2 separate regions of the Mus musculus genome follow, and region 2 is linked to region 1. The links are chromatin loops, found by intact Hi-C in ENCODE. Cell type or tissue: heart. All regions are shown on one strand. Each heading gives the region's core, and the rest is flanking DNA. Links, peaks and the distances in the headings are about the cores only.

Evidence for each region. Peaks named below come from ENCODE experiments on the same cell type or tissue, not always from the same donor. Only the 100,000 strongest peaks of a DNase experiment are listed, where the experiment ranks them.
Region 2: a loop joins it to region 1, with 15 times the contacts of the local background. A loop is called at or near these places in 11 of 42 quality-filtered maps.

Annotation. Positions count from the first base shown.
Region 1 is chr4:77,515,466-77,525,359 of GRCm38, reverse strand. The region is part of intron 4 of Ptprd (protein tyrosine phosphatase, receptor type, D); the gene reads left to right. Among named protein-coding and RNA genes, the nearest start is that of Gm38646, 210 kb to the right of the region's middle. In heart, for the core only: a CTCF peak has its summit at 5,926 (motif pointing right); no DNase peak of the experiment used is centred there.
Region 2 is chr4:77,078,547-77,088,440 of GRCm38, reverse strand. The region is part of intron 7 of Ptprd (protein tyrosine phosphatase, receptor type, D); the gene reads left to right. Among named protein-coding and RNA genes, the nearest start is that of Gm38646, 230 kb to the left of the region's middle. In heart, for the core only: a CTCF peak has its summit at 5,071 (motif pointing left); no DNase peak of the experiment used is centred there.

The DNA of each region.
Region 1 (9,894 bases), core at 4,812-7,311:
TCCTGGTGCATAAGTAGGAGGCAGAGACACACACACACTGGGAATGAAGTATTTAGAAGCTTCATGTGCCATCCTCTGGAACACCCTTGCTCCAACAAGGCCATACCTTTTAATCCTTCCCCAAAAATTTCACCAACTGTTACACCTTTCAAATTTGGGAGCCTTATGGGGCCATTCTCATTAAAACCACTGCAGTATCACCTGGAAAACTTGATATTTCTGTTTTATACTATAAGCATGAGCAAAAAGTTCAAAAGATACAGAAATCATGGAGGGCTGTAGAGTTAAAAGTGCAATCAGCGATCTGTGAGCAAGCAAATTCCTTAAGTACATAAATGCCTACTCTCGTGGCGCTTTAATAGAGGGTAGACTAGACTGAAAGTTACCTCAACTCAATTTCACCCTATCACTGTTCTGTTTTTTCCCTCTTTTTAATGAGTCTAGAAATGTCACTCATAGAGAGGTAAGAGGAATATAGAATCCAGGTTCATCCCTATGAAGTGATGTAGCAACAAAAGTAGTTCAGTGGCTCATTGCTAAACTTGAAGATAAATTAGATGGACAGGGATGAAGACTTAGCCAATGCTGTGCTTGGCAATAGGAACAAGATATAGTGAGCAAGCTGATGTTTATATTTGTTTAGTGTTATGAAGATTGGCACTACATTTCTTAAAAATATCCTTGATCAATTAAAAACAAAGAAACAAACCAAAAACCTCCTCTATTCATTTAGGGATGTTTTGCTGTCTGTATTCCATACTGCCCTTGCTTAAATTGTATAAAGAGAGAAGCTTATAATTTTATAGTTCTGGTTTTCCCCAAATGGGTTAAAAGAAGCAGTGCAGTATTCAGAAAATTGAGAGTGCATTTATTACTTGGTACACATTTTTGAGATTACAGATTAAGAAGAGTGCTTATGTTATGGGTGCTAGCATCAGAGCCTATAGCCTCTGAATCCAGTGATGACATCACTCATGGGTGACAAGGACCTGTGTCTGTTGCCATGGCAACTGTCATACATTCCCAGTGTTGACCTGCCTGCACCTCACCTGTGTGAAGTTGTGTGTATGATTACATCATGGTCCAAATAAAAGGCAGAACCCCTTGACCTTTGCTCTCTGTTTCCTTCTTCCTTATTGCCCTCCTTCCCATGAAACTTTGCTGGCCTGATGTGATCTGTCTGGATAAAAGAAGGCATTCTAACACAACAATGGGTGCTGTTTGAGAATCTAAAGGGTCCTGAGATTCAGTGAGTCATACTTTTGAAGAATGCTAGGAAGTAATGGGATCACAGTATGGTTTAGTAGAACACGCATGTACACGCTCAACTACTTCCTGGTCTATAGATAGAAAATTTCTATTGAGAAATCCTCACACTGGCAATTGGAATTCAGTTCCCACTTGGTATCTCCATCTTTGACCTTCAGTGAACATAATTCATCTATGACGGAAGTCTGCACTACCCTTTTATTCAGGTGTTACTTAAACTGCATTTTTGTTTATTGTTTTTCTTCTGTCACCTTCTCCCCAATCCCAATCTGCTCTTATTCCCTCCTACAGTGTCTCTTGCATGTTCCATCCTGTATTTAGATGGACAGGGAGAAGGTGACTGACCTCCCAAATAAGCTAGTTCCAGGGCTTGAATAGTGTGTGCCATCTTCATTTGGATGACAGACTTTACAAAGGTACATATCTCTAGGGAAGAATGTATTTAATTCTGTAAATTGGTGAAACCTGAAAGGATTTTTGTTTGCTTGGTTGTTCTTTTTGAGCTGAACTCTAAAGTCTGGCTATATTGGCCTGCCTACTCTCATACTCTTGGGACTGATTCATGTTCTAGACTTTTCAGTAACTGGTTCACTGGGAATACAGCTGTTGGTCACCATGTCTAGTTATAAGAATGTTTTTGAAGGAGAAAAAAAAAGAAACAATCATGTTTTAAGAACATATACTATAGTGGTGGTTTGAATAAGCAATACCTCCCAATACACTCAGGCATTTGAACACTGGCTCTTCAGTTGATGGTGCTGTTAGGGAAGATCATGGAACCTTTAGGAGCAGGAGCCCTCTTGTGGGAAGTATGTCACTGGGAGGTGGGCTTTGCACTTTCATAGCTTGTCCCACTTTCAATTCGCCCAAATTCAAATTCCCCCCCTCTCCCTCCTTGACTTCTTTTGATCTCTGTATCATAATGGAAATGAGTTGGAACAGCTGGAAACTAAGATAGTAGAATGCATTCTCACTCACCAAAGAGCTTAGATATGTACTGGAAAGATATAAAAAGGACCAGAGAATTAATTAGGAGCCCTAAGCAAGATAATTAACTTGTTCTCAATGGTGAACAGCTTTTGCAGAGTGGGCAGGCACATGCAATATGCAGTTTTAGAAATCACAGAAGCAATTCTATAGAGAAAATAGTGAAAGAGAAAAGACCCAATAGAGTTTGTTCGTGCTTGAAAACTACTGAAGTATACAAAAATCAGCATGCATCTTTATGTTCTCTCTCTCTCTCTCTCTCTCTCTCTCTCTCTCTCTCTCTCTCTCTCACACACACACACACACACACACACACACGAGTATTATATATTTTAGACACAGAAATTTATAAGAGGTAGAGATAAGGCTGAGGAGCTCAGAGTACTTGCTGTTCTATCAAGGGTCCTCAATTCAGTTTCCAGGGTCACAACTGTTGAGAACTGTAGCTCCAGAGATCTATCCCTTCTTCTGGACATGCAGAGAATCTATAGATGTATGGCATACCCTCATATAAATTTAAAAACCAGACTTGTGTGCAAAATAATTAGTAAATTGAAACAATTTTATAAAGTCATATAAAATATGAATATGATAAGAAACATTAACCTTTAACCTATGTTGCCCAGTCCATGATATCCTCTGGTATCACATTTTGAAATTCCAGTAACATCATAGTTTAATCTACCAGCAAAGTGTTAGAAATTGGCAGAGAAACTTTAATAGGTTGGATATTTGTGGTAGAGTAAGCAGAAGACCTTTGCCATGAACAGTTGTAGTGGGTGTTGATCTTGACCTATCAGAAGTGGATTTTGAGAGAAAGTACTTGCAAAATAGCTTCAAAAGTATTTTTGTAAATATCAACAATTTTAGGACTAAACAAGAGTCATAGTTATAAAGTTAAGGTTGTACACTAAACTGTTGGGACCTTAGTATAAACAATTTTGTCAGTGAGATAACATTTATTAAATTATCCATAAATTTATTCATGGATAGAAATATATAGCTCCCACTCTGAGACTATCAGAGAAATATACAAGTTTCATGAAGTTTTAAAGAAAACTGAGCAAAAGAAGGAAAGACGGGAGGCATAATACTAGAAAGTACAGTTTGCTAGGATTGTACTTGGAAGTCAGCTGGAGCCAAATCTCTCAGAATTCTGGTAGAACTAGAATGAACTCCATGAAAAGATGGCTCTGGCATTGATGACAGAGAAAAGCATGCAAAGGTGTTAAGACAGCTGACTTCTTTAAAAGGAAAGTTAAAATTTAGCCCCTTAGTAGATATGTCTACAGTGTGAAAAGTTCTTGTGAGGTACATAAAACATTTTTTTTTTAGTTTCCAAACTTATTCTGGACACACTGGGACATCTTACTTCATTTTCACAGGAAAGAAAAGAATCTATCTTGTTGCTTTTATTTTGTCGGATGAGGTGACTAGATGAGGGTCTAGCCCAGGCTGTGTGAATACATGGCATGGGCTAAGACCAGAGAATTTCTTTCTGTGTTCAAACCCAATCTCTGCTCTGACCTAAGCCTTGAAGTTTCTAGGCTCCATAAGGCCAATTTCCAAAGATGACTGAGTCAATCTGGCGTCCTTCAGCTTTTGCCTGAACTGCTCCTTCTGGCCTCATGCTAATTTTTTCAATATGGCCTATTCTTTAGGCTCCTTCTCATTCTCTGGCTAGTTCTGTTGACATGTGTATAGTTTGTTCCTTCTGTAACCTGTCTCTGTAAAACTGTCCTGGTAAAACTGTCCTACACACATACGACCCACCACACACCACTCCACCTTCCTTCTTTCTCTCTCTACCTGCTCTTAAATCACATATCTTCCTCTGCTCTTCTCCTATGAGTTGGGCACATCCTATTTCTGACTCATTCTGCCAAATCTTTCTCTGACTTGTCACTTTGTCAGCCTCTAAATTAGAGGTCACATGGCAGCTTCCTTCTAGAAACTAACTTTATCTTCATTGTTAGGGATTAAAGGTGTATCCTATGAGTGTGTCTGTATTCCACATAGATTATCCTGTAATATATGCCATGTCTGAATTCTAGTATCATAACTTTGTATGGGAACTGTTGCCAAGGCAACCATGTTGATAAATTAAAATTCCTCTACAAACTGATGCAATTGTAACTTATTCCAAAAGAAAACATTTCTACTATTCTACAAATAGTAAGTGGTACAATAGAGTCTCCAAATATATGATGTTTATACCAAAATCTGTGAAACCTAGAATTTGGAGGGCTCTCAAGATGGAAATAACAGGAACTATTCAAATTAATCTAAGAAGCTGTCATGTTTTAGATATCTAGGAACAGTGAAGGAAGGGCCAGGAAAACATGCATGCACATAGTTTTCATGTGTACTGAAGCCACACTATATGGGAATAAAATGTTTCCCTTGTACAATATTATTGTAAGATATATTATGTCTGTGATAAATAAAACTTTCTTATGTTGAATTCTGAATGGCAAAATTTGAAATCACCTCCTTTTCTGAATTGGAAATAAGAAATCCAGTTTTAAAATTCTGTCCCATATAATACAAGCTGTGAAAAATAGTAATGTGTTTTATGATGAAGTGATCAGTTAGCAATTTCATTTGGTGAATAATCTGGATACATATTCACCCCTGTGGAGACTCGTGTTGTTTATTTGGTTAGCAAAACCATTATTGCCTCACATAGTTGTTCTTGAAACAGCGATAGCCCATAATTAATGTCACTTATGTATCACTACTATTGTTTTTTACTCTGAAGAGTATTAATGGTGAATAAGTTTTATAATTTCCTTTCAATGGAACCAGAACTTTTTATGGGAAAAGTTTAAGAAAGGGTGTTAGCATTTCTAATATTAACCACCAAACACGTAGTGAAATAAAGGGCTTTCCTCAAAAAAAAAAAAATATCTGTTTGTTCATCATTCAACTTAATTTGAAATTACTCTAATCAGAGCCATGCTGTTATTTCGTCCACTAGTTATACAGATCATTTTAAATGATCATGTTTGCATGACCTCATAAAAATGAACAAGATGCAAACTTTAAGAAATCATTTTGAGACAGGCTAGGTGGTGCACACCTGTAATCTCAGCCCTCAGATCTCTGGAGACAAAAGAAGAACAATATGAACGAGTTCAAGTCTAACCTGGCCCCTACATAGTTTCAGGATAGCCAAGAGTACACAGAGATATCCTGCTTCAAACAGACAAAAAACAAATCATATTTTTAATACCACACTGTTATAGTTCATTGTTTTCCAGTATATTTGTCTTAATTTGAATTACTGTAAAAAAGGGGGGGGGGGTTAGTGCAAAAGGAAGGAAGAGAGGAAGGAAGGAAACAAGGACAGAAAGAAAAGGAGAGGAAGAGAGATAGTATAGAAGGAAGAGAGAAAAGGAGATAGGAATAGAAAGCATTGAGTAAAGTATATGAATCTTCAAGAAGCAAAGATATATTGGCTCTTTCCTCTTTTTATGCCCTCCTTTATGAAGATATTAGAACATTGACAAGATTAAAGATTAAGATTTTGCTATTATTCTTAGTGATTTTAATTCGCATTCATGTACCAAAGGAGGGAAAATTAATTCCATCAAGTTTGTGGACCTTCGTCTCATGCTGCCTGATTTATCACCAGATTTCCTGTGTGCCTGCTCTCATTTCTCTTTGCCACCAGAGGGAGATGGAAACCTACCTGTAAGACAGAAGCACTGAGTGCTAGCTGTGTAAGTCTTGGGATTGCTCAATGTTCTCTAGGGACCTCCATTTTCAGAGAAGTTCTAGACAGCGAAAAGGCAGCGAATGTGCTGTTAGGAAGTGTTTGTGTACTCATGCAGTACGATGATCATTATTGTATGCAGAAGATTCTGACAGCTCCAAAGAGAGTCAAATTTACAGCAGGACTGAAGCTGGTGTTTGGCAAAGGAGCTCTCTACCTTACTATAAAGGAGTCCTATCTCTTCCAAACTATGAACTATGTCTTCCTTGAAGCTTTAATTTGTAATTTTAACTCAGAGACAAAGCCACCAGTGCCTTATTTTTCAAATTTAAGTGGTGGGTTTTTTCTGAGAAGGTACTCTGCTTAATTTTGAGTTAAAAGATAAATATGTTTGTGTATACATTTGCTTTCACTATCACTTGTAAATATACTGAAAGGCAGCTCAGCCATTTTTAGCTATTATTAATTTTCTCTATAGTGTATAGAATGCAAGTATCAGAAGGTTGTATATTATTGACTAAATTTTTATTGTGCTTTTATGACATTTTTACATTCATGAGATAATATTAATATATTATATTTTTAAATCTTGTAAATTAGGGCAATATACACAGGCACTGTAAAATGACAAGGAGAAACAGGTAAATGTTCATTTCAAATACAATTGTCTTAGCCATTTTTAAGGATTTTGCCTTGCAAAGAGTATTTTATTAAACAATGAGTCCATGGGAAAAAGTTTAAAATGGATTAGTATATTAAAATTGTTTTGTGTATCATCCTGGAAAAAGAAATCTAAAACTCAATTATTTTTTATTTTATGTATCCTGCTGTTATTTAGCCCAGTTACTTGGCAAAATGTCCATGAACATTCATATCTAAATGAAAGATATAAAATAATCTTTTTGAAATTGCTTGGTGAAATGTTAGCTATCATGGACACAAGATAATGTTGTATTTTCCAAAATGTTAACTTCATTGAAATTATGATATACTGTGAGCTGTGTTTCTAATGTATTTTTCTTGGCTTTCTTGTTATCAAGAAACCAAATATAACTTGATATTTGTGTATATATACATCAGTGACTCTAACTGATTTGTTTTACTATATTATCCGTGTTCATTTCATATTGAAGCAATTTTGCTAGTGGTAGTCATAGAGAATGAAGTGCTTAAGTATAGAAGCCATGTTTTAATGAGTGAAAGATTATGACTCTAAGAATTAATCGAGCAGTTCAAACTGGTGGGTAACCTAGACTAGGGACTGCTTTCCTCATCTGAACAACAGAAGCTATATAATAGCGTGAGTGGAAGAGAGGTTAGGGGCTACATGTAATCCTCATAGTAAAGCAAGGAGCTGGAGTAACAACAAACTTTTTAATTAGATATTTTCTTTATTTACATTTCAAATGTTATCCCCTTTTCTAGTTTCCACTCCAAAAATCCCCTATTTCCTCCCCCCTCCCCTTTTTCCCCAACCCACCCACTCCCATTCCTGGTACTGGCATTCCCCTAAACTGGGGCCTAGAGCCTTCACAGGACCCAGGGCCTCTCCTCCCATTGATGATCGACTAGGCCATCCCCTGCTACATATATAGCAAGAGCCACAAGTTCTACCATGTGTTTTCTTTGGTTGGTGGAATAGTTCCAAGGAGCTCTGGGCGTTCTGGTTAGTTTATATTAAAGTTCCTTCTATAGGGCTTCAGTCCCCTTCAGCTCCCCTCTGGCTCCTTCACTGGGGACCTTGTGGTCTGTCCAATGGATGACTGTGAGTATCCATTTCTGTATTTGCCAGGCACTGGCAGAGCCTCTCAGGAGACAGCTCTATCAGGTTCCTGTCAGCAGGCTCTTGTTAGCATCTGCCTAGTGTCTGGGTTTGGTGGTTGTTTATGGGGTGGATCCCCAAATGGGGCAGTCTCTGGATGGTCATTTCTTCAGGCTCTGCTCCGAACTTTGTCTCTGTAACTCCATCCAGGGGTATTTTGTTCCCCATTCTAAGAAGGAATGAAGTATCCACACCTTGGTCTTCCTTCTTCTTGAGTTTCATGTGTTTTGCAAATTGTATCTTGGGTATTCTAAATTTCTGGGCTAATACCAACAACAGAATTAAGAACCAAGCAGGCAGGTAATTAACAATAAAAAAGCTAGCATAGATGAATAGGCAAACTGCAAATTCAGAGATGAATTATGAAATTGGTGCCATATGTAAAACAAAAGGAGATTTTGAGGAAACAATTCTTATCAGAACACATGTTATGAACCTTGAACTCCCAGATTAGTCTACATAGGGCTAAGATGCTTTGCAATTCTTAGAGGTGCCATGGAATCTTTTCAATTTTACAGAATATTCTAGAACAATGAGATCATCTGTCTGATTTACTAATTTAACCAACAATTTCAAACAATTATATTTTATATACGATGAATTTTTGGAAAATACTATGAAAAAAAACAAAAGGATTTTCTGTGTTTTTCCCATATTTTATTTTTAGTGTATTTTATGTGTTTGGTCATTTCACCTGTATGTTTATCTATGTAAACATGCATACCTGGTGGCCACCGAGGCCACAAGAAGGTTTCAGATACCCTGGGACAAGAATTATAAATAGTTGAGAACTACACTGTGGGTACTAGGAATTGAACCTAGGTTCTCTGAAAGACTACCCAGTGCTATTAACTGCTGAGCCATCTGTCCATCTCCCAAACACATATATTATAAATGCAAGTCATTACTAAACAAAAAAATGAAAAATGAAAAATGTAAGATTATGCCTAATTTCACAGAGTATAAATTGAAGAATCACCTTTTTATTTCTGTTATAGCAGAGTATGTGACAATATTTTGTGCTGCTGAGGTAAGTGGAAGGATTGGTCTATGTACTGTTAAGAGGTATTTGTATATCTTGAAACATCCTTCATTGATATGTATCTTTAAGCTGTTATGGAACCTCCACAGGATTCAGCTGAGCAGTTCTGCAGTCATTTATAAATATGTTTGTCCATTCTAAATTGCTATAAAGAATTAAAAGTACTGTCAAGATATACTTTTAATGAGATATATTTAAGTTAAAAATACCAACACATTACACATAATGGAATGATATTCCTATACTATGACAATTACTTTGTTGTAAAAAAAAAATGTAGTGTTTCAGAGCAAGCATAATAATATAACTGTTATCTCAGTATTCAGGATGCTGATGGGGAGATGATAATAAATGTTTGTGGCCAGCTTTAGCTATATAGCAAAACCCCTTCTCACACATATTAAAAAGCATATGTATATAAAATGTATGTGAAACTGTTCTTTCCTTCAGGTTTACTATTCATCTATGTCAAAAATTGTACTAAGTACTTCACATGGCGTTGCTTGTCTTGATAACCTCAGGAGAGAGGCTTTACGTTTCCATATATGCATGTATACGTTTCCATATATGCATGTATACGTTTCCATATATGCATGTATAGAGGCTGAGGTGTGCACTTCACTGGAATATCAAGCCAGTAGCTAGCACTTGGTCTAGGACAAGGAGACAGGTACAGTGGCTCCAGAGACCATAATTTTTTTGTCTAAAAATATTCATGTTTAAATTAGAGGCTTCTTTTCTGACTGATGCTCTTGTTATATAAAGATTCTACAGCATTTGCATGCACGACAAGGGATATGTTCTTCTTTTCTATTAGAAAAAAACAATTATAAGGATAACTGCATGTTTGGAGAAATAAGTAATTGAATTAGAGGAAGAAACAGATGTTGAGTCATGTGTAGTGACTGCTTCTGACAAAAAATTGTAGAATCAACAAATAATAATGTCCCAAAGGCTCCCATTTCTGCATGTTTAAGTCAACTTCATAATTAGAGCATTAAAATACAAATGGACTTAGAGCATGGCTGGGAATATAAAACTGAGAAATTAAAAAAG
Region 2 (9,894 bases), core at 3,905-6,404, 440 kb after region 1:
GGGGAATTGAGTCCATTGATATTGAGAGATATTAGTGACCAATTATTGTTACTTCCTCTTATTTTTGTTGTTAGAGGTGGAATTATGATTGTGTTTCAATTCTTTTAGATTTCTTGTGAAAAGAATAATTTCTTGCTTTTTCTTGGGTGAAGTTTCCCTCCTTGTGTTGAACTTTTCCATTTATTATCCTCTGTAGGTCTAGATTAGTAGAAAGATATTGTTTAAATCTGATTTGTCTTGGAATACCTTGGTTTCTCCATCTATGGTAATTGCATGCTTTGCTAGGAATAGTAGACTGAGCTGGAATTTTTGTTCTCTTAGGGTCTGTACCCAGGATCTTCTCGCTTTTAGAGTCTCTGTTGAGAAGACTGGTATAATTCTGATAGGTCTGTCTTTATATGTTTTTGACTTTTATCCCTTACTGCATTCGATATTCTTTATTCTTTGTATTTTGTGTTTTAATTATTGTTTGACAGGAGGAATTTCTGTTCTGATCCCATGACTTTGGCTTTCTGTAGGCTTCTTGTGTGTTTTGGGGCATCTCTTTCTTTAGGTAAGGGATTGTTTCTTCTATAATTTTGTTGAAGATGTTTGCTGGCCCTTTGAGTTAAGAATCTCCACTCTCTTCTTTTTTATTATTATTAGATATTTTTATTTATATTTTAAATGTTATCTCCTTTCCTAGTTTCTCCTCCAAAACCCCCCTATATTCTCCCACTACCACCTGCTCCCCAAACCATACACTCCCGCTTCCTGGCCCAGGCAGTATAGGGATACTGGGGCATAGAACATTCACAGGACCAAGGACCTTTTCTCCCATTGATGACCAACTAGGTAGTCCTTTGCTACATGTGTAGCCAGAGCCACGAGTCCCTTTGTGTATTTTCTTTGATTTGTGTTTTAATACCTGGGAGCTCTGGGGGTACTGGTTAGTTCATATTGTTGTTCCTCCTAGGGGGCTGCAAACCCCTTTAGATCCTTGGGTACTTTCTCTAGCTCCTTCATTGGGGACCCTGTGCTCCATCTAATGGATGACTGTGAACATCCACTTCTGTATTAGTCAGGCACTGGCAGAGCCTCTCAGGAGACAGCTATATCAGGCTCCTGTAAGCAAGCTCTTGTTGACATCTGCAATAGTGTCTGTGTTTGGTGGTTGTTTATGGGATGGATCCCCAAATGGGGCAGTTTTTGGATGGTCATTCCTTCAGTCTCTGCTCCACACTTTGTCTCTGTAACTCCTTCCATGTGTATTTTGTTCCCCCTCCTAAGGATTGTAGTATCCACATTTTTGTCTTCCTTCTTTTTGAGCTTTATGTGGTTTGCAAATTATCTCCTATACCTATTATTCTTAGGTTTAGTCTTCTCATTGTGACCTAGATTTCCTGGATGTTTTGGATCAGAAGCTTTTAGCATTTTGAATTTTCTTTTACTGTTGTGTTGATGTTTTCTATGGCATCTTCTTCTTGTACTCTGTTGGTGATACTTGCATCTGTGATTCCTATTCTTTTTTTTCTAGATTTTTCATTTCCAGGGCTGTCTCCCCTTGCGTTTTCTTCAATATTTCTATTTCCATTTTTATATCCTGGATGGTTTTGTTCAATTCCTTTACTTTTTTGACTGTGTTCTCCTGCATTTCTTTAGGGGGTTTATGGTTTCCTCTTTAAAGGTTTCTACCTGTTTACTTGTCTTCCCCTGTATTTCCTTAAGGAAGTTATTTATGTTCTTCCTAAAGTCCTCTATTATCTTCTTGAAAAGAGAATTTAGATATGAATCTTGTTTTACAGGTGTGTTGGGGTATCCAGGGCTTTTTATGGTAGGAAAAATGGGTTCTGATGTTGCCAAGTCAGGTTGGTTTCTGTTGCTTATCTTCTTCTTCTTCTTCTTCTTCTTCTTCTTCTTCTTCTTCTTCTTCTTCTTCTTCTTCTTTTAGATTTTTTATTTACTTTATTTACATTTCAAATGCTGTCCTCTTTCCTGGTCTCCCCTCTGAAAACCCCCATACCCTTCTACTCCCCCTGCTCACCACCCCACCCCACACCTGTTTCCTGGCCCTGGCATTCCCTTACTCTGGGTTATAAAGCCTTTAGAAGACCCAGGGCCTCTCCTTCCATTGATGACTGTTTGCTTACCTCTTCCTAACTGGTTATCTCTGGTGTTATCTGGTCTCCCTTTCTCTGACTGGAGCCTCTCCTTCCTGTGAGCCTGTGCTCTTGCTTTCCTGGATGTGTCAGAACCCCTGAGCTCTTGAGCTGCAACTGAGGTGTGGGCTGTGTTGGTTTGGATGCAGAGTTGAGGCTCCTCCCTGAGGCTCCACTCCCAGCACAGGTGAAAACCAGACAGTGGTAACACTCTTAAAGAAAACTGACTCTCCTTTTCCCAGCATCTGGTAATTACTCAATGCTGTGAGCAGGGGGGGTAGGAGGAGATGGGGGTTTTCAGAGGGGAGACCAGGAAAGAGGACAGCATTTGAAATGTAAATAAAGTAAATAAAAAATCTAATTAATCATATGTTGTAAATTCATGGAGCTTTGGAAATTGAATGGACTGCTAGACTCACAAAACTAATTAAATCTTGTGGAAGTGGAGATAATACTATCCCATTGCTTCAAAATGGAGAACCAAGTGGTAGGCAACAGATCTTAATGCTCAGGCTTATGCTTCCATGCAAGAGAAACATCGTTGAACATTCCTAGAAAATGCATAAAGTGGAAACTAAAAGTATTTGCAACCTCTTTCCAATTATGAATTTTCATACATGTATACCTATGGTAAAACACAATTCATATATTAGACATAAAAGGTAAACCACAACAGTAATAAAATGCATTAATGATCACAATATACTGTCATAAAACTTACACGAATGTTCTAATTTTCTCCATTGTTTGTGCTTTCATTCAACGGAAGCACTTTGTGTCTTCAGCATCTCTGAAATTCCTGCCCTACTGCCTTTCACTTGGAGTCCAAACAAGGGCTGTGTGCTTCCAAGCTCTAAAGTACGAAAAGATTTAATCGTATGTGTAAGACAGCTGATAAATGACTGGCCCACATGTAGTGTATACTGCTCAGAAATTCAGGAAAAATGGATCACTGGCATCCCAGTGTGGCAAAAAAGGATGACACAACATTTTATCACACTCCAAAGAATTCACAGTTTAAAAACATAAATGTTTATTTCTGGTGCCTTCCATTTAACATCATCAGACTTGTGGACATCTATAGATAATAATCACCACAGCAAGTAGAATTGTGGGAAATTTTGACCCTGTACCTTTGGTATACAATACCAAAGTAAAGGGTCCAATTGTGACCAAGGGATTTTTGGTATGCACGTGTGTAGTACTGTGCTACCAACATCACATTGCACTGTGATGAACTTTTCTGAAGAGTAATAAAAGTTGCTTGTGTCATTAATACACTAATCCACAGAGAACTGTGTCCACTCCTTTATGCTTGAGAGACATAACAAGAAGCAACTTTTCATAGCATAGAGTATAGTAGAGTTGAATGCACAATTGACTTAATACTGAGAGACATAGTCTTCAAATAGCAGGGTAGGCATTGTGAATGCCATCCTGTTTCCATTTCCTCTGTAGAGTAAAGGTTGTAACAAATATGAATAAACCCAACCTGTAAACTATGAAAACCTACCCCCGAGGTCCATGTTGGTAACACCATATAACGGTAAAATGTCTCCTAGAAAAGGACCTTTAAAATTGCTCAAAAAGTATTTAATCATAAAATACTATTTCAGCAAAGACTAATTTCAATTCACAGAAAACTATGTATTTCAGATAAATATTCTAACTGTATTGTATTTACGTGACAAATAGTGAACCTTACTCCAGATTCCTCCAAAGTCATTTAATTTGACCATAAAGGGGACTCAAAGTATCAGTCATTATGTTTTGTCATCAACAGACTATGCCCTACACATCCTACAAAATGATGTCTGAAAAAAATCTCTGTACACACTGTAAAGAACAAGGCTACATTAAGCCCAAAGTGTGAAATAGTGTCACTAAGATGGGTTATTTTAATTATCATGTTTGTACTATATAAATAGTTATTTCAGAAACCATGATAAAAATGTTCCATCATGTTTCAATAATAGTAAACATTTTCATGTCTATCGTAAGACAAACAACACAGTTACATTTTGGCTACACAATATAGACATTCTTTCATCTGTTTTTATCCTATATGCTATGTAGTAAAATAGCAAATGTTTTGAACAATAGATGTTTTTCTATATTAATACAATTATATTACCTTTTCCTTTTTCCAATTATATTTTCCTTTTTATTTATTATTTATTCTTCTTTCCTAAAATACATGCCAATGTCAGCCTCTCTGTTTCCACTCCTCCCTTTTCCTCTCCCACTGATCCACTGCTTCTCTCTTTCTCTTCAGAAAAGAGCAGACCTCTCAGTGATATAAAAAATATATGGCATAACAAATGATAGTAAGACTAGGCACAATCCCTCATTTCCAGGCTAGATGAGGCAACTGAATATGAAAAGGGTCCCAAGAACAGGCAAAGGAATCAAAGATACCCACACTCTTACTGTTAGGAGCTCCACAAAATCCCCAAGCTAAGTAACCACAGGATGTATGCAGAGAACCTAGCACAGACCCATGCATGCCTTGTGCTTACTGCTTCAGTTTCTATGAGCCATGCTTAGTTGATTCTGTGGGCCATGTTCTCCTCACGTCCCCGACCCTTGCTCCCTCAATGTTTCCTCTCCCATGGGGCACCCCAAGCTTCGCCTAATGTTTGGGTGTGGGCCTCCTGAACTGCTTCCATCAGCTGCCAGAGGAAACCTCTCTGGTGTCAACTGGGCGAGGCACAGAAATATGCATATAGAAATAAAAATATCATTTCATTGACTTTTCTCCTCCTCCTCCTCCTCCTCCTCCTCCTCCTCCTCCTCCTCCTCCTCCTCCTCCTCCTCCTCCTCCTCCTCCTCCTCCTTGTCTTGTAACTCACATCAGATTCTGCCCTAGGTTTCTGAGCCATCTAGCTTTAGGTTTCTTGCTATTCAGTGTTAGGCATGGGCTCCCTCTTGTGGCTGGGGCCCCAAGTTAGACTGATCATTGGTTGGTCACTCCAACAAGCTCTGATCCTCCATTGCCCCAGCACATTTTACAGACAGAATAGGTGTGGGAGGTTTCCTGGCTGAATTGATGTCCCAGAGCCTTCACTGGTTAAAGAAGACCAGTTCGAATTCCAAATCCTCAATTACTCGGGGTCCTCGCTAGGGTTACTCTCATAATTTCCAGGATGTTTCCACTGCATTAGGTTTCCACATGGCCCCTTAACACCCCTTATTCCAGGCTTCTCCCTCTCCCTCTCCCTCTCCCTCTCCCTCTCCCTCTCCCTCTCCCTCCCCCTCCCCCCCCTCCCCCTCCCCCTCCCCCTCCCCCTCTCTCCCTCTCTCCTTTCTTTTCATCCCTGCCTTCCCAACCTTGTCCTGGTCCCTCCTGTTTTCATCCATACTTGTTTGCAGTCCACCTACAAAGTCTCTTCAATTTTTCCTTCCTAGAGAGATCTAGGTGCCCCCTAGAGCTCTCCTTCTTAATTTTCTTGTCTGGGTCTGTGGATTATTGTGTGATTTCCCTTTAATCAACAGCTAATTTCCTCTTATAAGTGAGGACATTTCTAGTTGGTCTTCTGAATATGGGTTGCCTTGCTCAGGAAGATTTTTTTTCTAGTTCATTTATTTGCCTGCAGATTTCATGATGCCATTTTTTCCTAGCAGCTGAGTAATATACTCTTGTGTCAATATATCACATTTTCTGCATCCATTCTTTGATATTATTGTATCTTTTTAAAAATTACTATAATTTAAACTATACCTCACCTTCACTTGAGCTATTACCTACAAAATTTCAAATCCCACTTCATTTTGAGGTTATTTCATGATAACTGTCTGTTTGTTTTTGAATTTCATGAGCTAAGTTTTTAACATATTCACAACCATCCCCAACTCCTTCCACATGTGCCAACCCACCCTTAGCTGCCAGTTTTGTTCTCTTTTTGTTGTGTTTTTTTTCCTTTGTCTTGTTTTAGTTTTTCATGCATCAAGTCTAATTTCTACTGCCCTTATATTCTTAATGTGAGGCTTTCATCTAGAGCAGTAGACTTACCAGAGCCAACACTCTTACAAAAAACTCCCTATTCTCTGAGCAGCTATCAATTTTCAATAAAACTCCTTAGCTAGAAGATAGGGCTTTGTGTCCACCTTTCCTCTCTGTGCCAGGATGTGCCCTGGCTAGGGTTTGCACAGATCTTACGCAGGTTGTCATTAATTCTGTGAGTTCATATGTGCAGTTGTCTTGCAGTGTCTAGATGATACAGTTTCCTTACAGTCATGCACCACTTCTGGGTTGTACAGTCTTTTTACCCCTCATCCTTAATGGTTTCTGAGCCTTGGAAAGCCTATAGTATAAACAGAGAGCCACCTAATATGTGCACAATCAAAGCATCACACTATCAAGTATAATAAAAAGAAACCCTCTTGATAGCAACTGTGCCCGTAAAAAATCGACAAGAAAATATATAGTTTGTTAAGAGAAGATGTCATACTAATTTTTTCACTAGAGTCACAGATAACTGGAAAGGCACAATCGTTAGTGTAAAAAGGAACCACAGTCTTACAGATGTTAGTTGTTTCACATGTAGTTCATAGAAGTAATGAATTTCCAACTAAAATCTCAAACTTGGTTTCATAAACATAGAAACTTTTCCTAAGACCTAATAGCACACATAAGAAAGTAAAATGTTTGTTCGTTGAAAATGGATCTACATTTTCCTCCATTCAGTTGTTAATCTGTTATATGTATTACAGTACTAGCACAAGGAAAGGTGAATTTCTCTTGACATTTTGAATAATTGACATGTGCAAGTTTCTGTAATATGTATGTTAGATACATCTGTAAAGGAAAAGCAGGTAATATATTGACTTTACAAAGCTGAGTGTCAGTGTGACGGTTCAACAAGTAAAGGAGACTGGAATATGAGCTTGGTGACCTAGCACTGAGCACCATAATTTGAAACTGTGGGAACCAACCCAATTCTGAAAGTCATCTTCTGGCTTCTGCATATGTGCTAGGAGCACATGCCCACACTCACATAAATGCAACATACCCCACTACTCACACACATTACAAAGATGCAACAGAAAATTTCAGAGAAATGCAAAGTAGGCAATTAAGGGCTCATAGGCATTTCACTAGGTAGTGTATTTCAGGAAATCTCTAACTCAGAGAAAGCCCTCTAGAAGGAAAATATATAGCCTAGGATCTGAAGACCAAAATTATTTAAATGAATGTGGATTCTAATGATAAATAGTCCATTGACAGATGAAGAAATACTCATGAAACCTGTAAGAGGTATGCCTAAAATTAAAAATATGAACAAGAAGGAAAGTGGCAAAGGGGATGAAGAAGGTATAGATAGAAATGCTGGGGGTGTAAGGGTCTGCACTGAGCCTCCAGTAGAGGGAAGGCAGAAAGAGGTCACAGCCAGCAGCACCAAGAACAGGAAGGACTGGTGTGCAGCGTGCCCACTGGGAGCAGAAAGGAAAGAGAAAACTGATTTTCCTAAAAAGAAAAGTTTTGTCAATGAAGGGGATTGTTTTAAAAGAGGGGAGAAAACTGAGAATAAATTAATATGATTTCAAAAATTTTTGAATTATTTGTTTTTATGTGTAAGAATGCTTCTCTGCATGTATGCATGTGTACTATGTGCCTGCCTGCTGCCCTTGGAGGTCAGAAGAGGGTATTGGATGCCCTAAGACATTAGGGATGGTCATGAGCCACTATGTGTATGGTGGCAACTGAACCAGGGTCCTCTGTAAGAGGAACAATTGTCCCTGGCCTCTAAGCATAGATTCTTGCTTGAACATATGAAAGAGAAATATTTACTACCATGTCCCAAATACTGTCTGTGAAAGGAGTGAGAGGTAGATGGGACTCACACAGTGACTTGAAATCAAAAGGGATTTTTTTGTTTTCAGTGCAAATTCAGTTCTTTTTGGGGGGGGACTTTTAAGATAAAATGATGAGAACAAAATGGCTGAAGAAGAAAAATGAGACTCCTAGAAGAACTAATTATGCCAATCCATTAACTGCAAGAGACTGGAAGAGACCAGAGAGAACTGGGTAGTTTCAGAAATAAATCTTGTACCCAAAGGACTGTCCTTTACAGAACTTTACAAGGAAAGCAATAGCAAGGGTGCCAGCAACTTCATGGTATTATGGAAGAAATTAAGATAAAAGTCACTTGTTCTAATTTTTTTCATTTCCTTGTTTTTTAACAAAATTAACTAAATGATCTTCTATGTAAACAAAGATGACACAAGGCTGGGAGAAAATGCAGGGACTGCTATACAGTTATCCACTAAAATGTTGGGCCTTCAGAGCACTGATTGAACTGAGATGTGTCAAGCAGTAAGCACTGTGTAGAGGCAGCATGAGGGTGCTGGCTTCTCAAGGATGCTACTGAAGTAAGGGCCAAAAGGAATTTAAGTACTTCCTAAAGAATGCAAGCCACTTCAATGCCATGCATTTAAGAGTCTTAACAGTAGCACAAATAACTCCTGCATGGCCATAATGACTTAGATGTGTACACCTGAGGGTACTATATTTATTGTAGAACACTGCATGTAACGATTCATCCAATTAGTGCCTAACCTACAGAATCCATTTCAATTTTGAGATGTGTCATGTTTTATTACTTTTAAGTCATTCTGAAGGATCACATATAAGATAATGAATTATGGTTTTGTTTTTACCCACAGGATTGGTTTTGAGGATGGGTTAGTATTCTGGCAGTATACAGCAGAATGTTTTCAAAATGTAGAGATAGTCAGGAAATGACAACTGACACATTTTGACACTCATTGATCTTACAAAATATTCAACAGTCACATAGCTCATCTTGATAGCACTTTGGGGAACAATGTAGTATTTACTGTTAAAAGCATTATACATCCATAAATCATAAACTAAAACTTGCTGAAGTCCCAAGAACTCTATGATTTTGAGAATATTTGTATTGCATTGATGCTTCTATATCTTCTTTTGCACAGTCCCATCATTGTATTCTGTCCCATGCAGTCCCTGTCATTAGGGATAACTTGGGGCCAGAGAAACATGCAGTCTCACGAACCAGAGAAGTTTACATTCTAGTGCTCAGTCTACAAAATACTAACATGTGTTGTGACCCCAGAAATGTTGTCTTCTTACTTCAGTTCTGTCTAAAAACTGAGCTAATAATAATGTAACATAAGATAATTGTGAAGATTAAATGAAATAATGAATGCAAATGCTGAATTATTGTCAATATTAAGCAATGTAATTTTATTTCTCATGCTTTTATTAAAGTATGATTTATAGTCAGCAATATATCTTAACAATGTAACCTCATACCTATTAACATCTGTTCACATATCTACCAGCCAAATCAGTAAATAGAGCTACATCATCTCCACACACCTAGAATGTTCCTTTGTTTCCTTCCTTCCTTCCTTCCTTCCTTCCTTCCTTCCTTCCTTCCTTCCTTCCTTTTGTTTGTTTTTTGGAGACAGGGTTTCTCTGTGTAGCCCTGGCTGTCCTGGAACTCACTTTGTAGACCAAGCTGGTCCCGAACTCAAAAATCTACCTGCCTCTGCCTCCCGAGTGCTGGGATTAAAGGTGTGTGCCACCATGCCCAGCTTTGTTCCTTTGTTTTCATTCTCCAAAATACCACTATCTCTCAAAATACCACCATCGAAAAAGTCCATTTTCCTGTTAATACTTGGCTTGTTCAGTCTTACTCATCATTTATTTTCTGTGATTAAGTATTATTTTATTGTAGTATCATCAATTTTATAAAGGAATTGAAATTTG